Linked DNA regions of Homo sapiens: region 1 is linked to region 2. Evidence: read pairs that join two places in POLR2A ChIA-PET (ENCODE). Cell type or tissue: CD4-positive, alpha-beta T cell. All regions are shown on one strand.

Region 1 (2,500 bases), 76 kb after region 2:
TCTGAGAGATGGCTTGCTCAATTTCCTCAATTTCCCTTTTTGCTGCAGGGGTTAAATATCTGGGAGAATCCAGGGCTGGATTGCCCTTTAAGAGAGAAAACAGGTTTTGTAGTTTGTCAGTAGAAATCCTTAAAGTGGGATGGAATCAATTAATGTCTCCTAAGTTGCTAGTATTTAGCTTAACTTTTTGAGATCTTACTGACAGAGAGCTTAACAGATATCCAATATATTTCCAAGAAGACATTTGTACTTTTTAAGGCACAATGACTAAACCTTTTAGCTTTGTAGTCTTTACGACAGAGGTAAACAAATGTAAAATTATTTGCTCCGTTGGGGTTGCTAGTAGAATATTATCCATAAAATGAATAGTTTTACAGTCAGGAAATTTTTTTTTTTACTAGGGAGCAAAGCTTGATTTACATTATAGTGACACATGGTAGGACAGTTTAGCATTCCTTGAGGAAGCACTTTCCAATGAAATTGACAAATTGGTTTGTCATGATTAATAGCTGGTATTGGCCTGGCATGGTGGCTCACACCTGTAATCCCAGCACTTTGGGAGGCCAAGGTGGGTGGATCACAAGGTCAGGAGATTGAGACCATCCTGGCTAACATGGTGAAACTCCATCTCTACTAAAAATACAAAAAATTAGCCAAGCATGGTGGCAGACACCTGTAGTCCCAGCTACTCGGGAGGCTGAGGCAGGAGAATGGCATGAACCTGGGAGGTAGAGCTTGAAGTGAGCCAAGATCACACCTCTGACCTCCAGCCTGGGCAACAGAGCAAGACTCCATCTCAAAAAAAAAAGAAAAAAAAAATAGATGGTATTGTCCTGTTCTGCTAGAGGAATCGTATATAGAAACAATCTTTTAAGTCATTAACAATTGTAGGCCAATCTTGAGGAATCACTTCAGGGGAGCATAATTTGCTTTTAATTGTTCCTAAACTGACTCATGGGCCTTCTGTAATGACTCTCCTTCTAGAGGTTACTGTTTTATTTAAAATGAATTTGGAGAGAGATAACAACAGAGGCTTTTATTACAAAAAGATCTTTCAAATTCTTATATTTTATTTAAATCTTATCAAAAAATTATAATCTGGGATGTTGCTAGTAAACAAGAAGCACATGTGATTTTGCCATGGGTTGCCTGCAGAGCCAGTGAGCCAATCAGTTGGGTCCCGCGGTGGAGGCTGCTTTACATTTATAAAGGTGCATCTTTTTTACTGTGCCATTTTTCCTCTGCGCCAGCTCCCTCTCCCCACCTCCAGGTGGCTGTTGCTCACCAGGGTGCATCTCGGCTTAGATCAACTCTGTTGCAAGTGCTTTTTGCCCCTCCCTAGCAGGCTAGCACTGACAGTGGCTTGGCTCTTTGTTGCTGCAGCTGCAGTGTGGGTGGAGTTTTTCTTTCTACTTACTGTTCACTTGGCTGTGTCGCTTTGGCTTCTAATGACTTTTCTTAGCCATTTAGGTACCTGATCACTTTGCCAATATTGGATTACTGGGCAGGCTAAGAGCTTCTCTTTTAGTTCTGCCTGCTTAAGACAAGAGACTGATAGCTATAGCAGATCCAAAGTCTTTTTTCTTACCTATTGGAGTAGGAGGCTTAGGTAAGACCTCTGTTTCCCTTTGTTATTTCAACCTGGTGATACTAGGGCTGAGGGAATAGGAGGTGATAAGACAGGTGACATTTCCTCCTCCTGTCCCTTTTCAGACTTTTCTGTGTGTAACAGAGCCAAGACTGCTTTAAAGCCCATAATATTAAAGCTGTTACTGGTCTGGGTGACCGCAAGGGGACACATATTGGTGACCCATATAGGACACATCTTGGTGACCACAAAGGGAGCAACACCAAGTGGTGAATACCATCAGGCCCCTATCACTTGCTATTCTGTCCTATTTTTCCTTAGAATTCTGGGGCTAAATACTGGGCACCAGTAGGCCAGTTAAAAGCAACTAGCGCAGCCACTGGACTACAGACATGGGTGTCAAGCTTCTAGGAAAGGACCCTCTAACAACCCCTGACTCTTTGGAGTTGGGAGCATTGGCTTGTCTGGAACCAGCTTCCACTTTTCCTGTACTTCTGGGTAAGCTGAGGATCAACAGAGAGGAAAGCCATTCAGCTCTGGGATCCCAACAAAATGTTGGTTGACCCTGTAGTGATGAGTGGAGCTGTCAAAGTCACATCGCCCAAGTGAGACTTGCTCATCTGTCCTGTCTATACTGACCCTTGCCTCCTGGCTCCTAAAGCCTGTCAGACAAACTTCCTCTTGCCTCTCTTCTCTGAGGCTCATCCCACTTCTAAAAACCACTCCTGTCTCTGGTTCTTTTCTACTTTCTCGTATAAGAATGATTTCTAGTATAAACTCCAGGACTCTATTCCCTTATTTAGGCACCCCAGCTTACCAATCAGAAAGGCATAATTTTTGCCCAAAGCCCTGCCAGGAAGGGACCTATCTGGAATTTTAGTATTCCTCCTCAGACAAGCAGGCCTAACAAAA
Region 2 (2,500 bases):
AAACAAACTTTGTGAAAAACTGTAAGAAGGACAAGGTCATGATACCATGACAATGTGATCTATTTGGAAAAAAAATATAATCAGTGTAAATATATGATCACCCAACAATGGTACATTTGGATGTATGAAGTAAACATTATAGCTATTAAAGAAACTGTGATAAAGAATATTATCACAATTAAAGAAATACTGCAATATTAAAATAGCAGGGCACTTAAATCTCTCACTTTCAGCAAGTCAGATAATTCACAGACAATGAACACAACTTGATTTAATCACAAAACCTGATTTAAACTGTGCTCTAGATAAAATGGAGCCAACAGAAATAGATAAAAGCCTCTCCTCCAAATGCTGTAGAAGACACATTATTCTAACCTGCACTTTGAAAATTTTGTGGAATAGATTATATGTTAGGACAAAAAACAAGTCACAACAAACTTAACAAGATCACATTTAATATCTATTTGTACCACAATTAAATAACACTATAAAGTTAAAAATATAAAAGTAAACATTAGAAACTACAGAAATTTACAGATATGTAAAAATTAAATAGCATGCTCCTGAAAAATCAATGAACCAAAAAAAGTAAAAATAAAAATGTTTAAATGTTGAGACAAATAAAAAAGTAAACACAATATATAAAATTAAAAAGAAAAATCAAATATCGCTAAAATAGAAAAGTTGATAGCAACAAATTCCAACACTTAAAAGTAAAAAGCTCTAAAAAGTCAAATAAGACAACTCAGAGTTTTAGGAAAACAAAATGAAACTACTCACAATGTGTAGAAAATTATAAATTACAAAGGTCAGGGTAGAAACAAAAGAAATACACTGATATCTAGAATATATAATAAACTCAAGCAACAGGAAAAACAAATAAAACCATTAAAATGTTACTTTGTACAGCAAAAGAAACTATCAACAGAGTACACAGACAACCTACAGAATGGGAGAAAATTTTGCAACCTGTGCATCTGACAAAAATCTGAAAAATTTTGCAAACTATGCATCTGAAAAAGTCTAATACCCAACATCTATAAAGAACTTTAACACAATTCCAATAGAAAACCCCATTAAAAATGGGAAAAGGACATGAACAGATTTTTTTTAAAAGAAGACATACATGCTGCCAATAATCATGTATAAAAAAAGCTCAATATCAGTGATGATTAGATAAATGCAAATCAAAACCACAATAAGATACAATCTCACAGCTGTCAGAAAAGCTATTACTAAAAAGTGAAATAGTAACAGATGCTGGCAAGACTGCAGAGAAAGGGAAACATATATACACTGTTTGTGGGTGCATAAATTAGTTCAAGCATTGTGGAAAGCAGTATTGTGATTCTGCAAAAGGCTAAAAGCAGAACTACCATTTGGCTAAGCAATTTTATGACTAAGTGTGTACCAAAGGATGATACATAAATCATCCTACCACACAGAGACATACACATGAATATTCATAGCAGCAGTATTTACAATAGCAAAGACATGATATTAATATAAATGTTCATTAATGATAGAATAAAGCAATATGGCATATATATACCATGGAATACTATGCCAATATACATATAAAAAAGCAAGATTATGTTTTTTTTTTGCAGGCACATGGATGGAGATGGAGGGTATTAATCTGAGTAAGCTAATGCTGGAAGAGAAAACCAATAGTTTTCATCAAAGGTTAGGGCTAAGTAATACTTGTTAAAACAAAGAAGGAAATAACAGACAGTGGGGTCTACTTGAGGATGGTGGGAAGAAAAAGGGAGACAAGCAGAAAAGATAACTATTGGGTATTGGGCTTAATTTCCAGGTGATGAAATAATCTTTACAACTCATCCCTATGACCTGAGTTTAACTGTGTAAGAAACCTTCATGTGTTTGTGAAAACCAAAATTTAAGTTTTGAAAGGATAATAAAAGCTATTAATAATATGAATAGTCATTTATCAAAAGAAGACATCCAAAGGCCAGCATGCATATAAGCCAATGTTCAACATCACTAATGATCAAAGAAATGCAAACTAAAACCACCGTAAGATAGATATCATATTACACCACTCAAAATGGCTATTACATAAAAAGAAAAACAGATGATGAGGATGCTAAGAAAGAATGCTTAATACTGTTGGTGGGAATATAGATTAGTATAAGCTCTATGAAAAACAGAATGGTTATTTATCAAAGAACTAAAACTGTAAGTACCACTTGTTCCAGCAATCCCACTACTGGGTATCTATCAAAGATATTAAAATCATTATATAAAATACATATCATATAAGTATTGCAGCATTATTCACAGTAGTAAAACAATAGAATTACCTAAACTGATTATCACCATATAATTAGATTAAACAAATATGCTACATAAACATAATAAAATACAATTTCATTATAGAAAAGAATAAAGTCATGTCCTCTCTATTGACATGTATAAAACTGGAGGCCATGATCTAAAACAAACAAACTTGGAAACATAAAGTCAAATACTGTATATT

What was found. Peaks named below come from ENCODE experiments on the same cell type or tissue, not always from the same donor. Only the 100,000 strongest peaks of a DNase experiment are listed, where the experiment ranks them.
Region 1: POLR2A ChIA-PET joins it to region 2 with 15 read pairs; 3 of 35 experiments call an interaction of 5 or more read pairs at or near these places.

Annotation. Positions count from the first base shown.
Region 1 is chrY:21,179,921-21,182,420 of GRCh38, reverse strand. No RefSeq gene overlaps it. Among named protein-coding and RNA genes, the nearest start is that of PRORY, 270 kb to the left of the region's middle. In CD4-positive, alpha-beta T cell, CTCF peaks have their summits at 972 and 1,185; a DNase peak (open chromatin) is centred at 1,310.
Region 2 is chrY:21,255,859-21,258,358 of GRCh38, reverse strand. All of the region lies in intron 2 of LOC107987347 (a long non-coding RNA gene), which reads left to right. Among named protein-coding and RNA genes, the nearest start is that of PRORY, 190 kb to the left of the region's middle. In CD4-positive, alpha-beta T cell, no CTCF peak of the experiment used is centred here; no DNase peak of the experiment used is centred here; H3K4me3 peaks cover 1,622 bases; H3K27ac peaks cover 741 bases.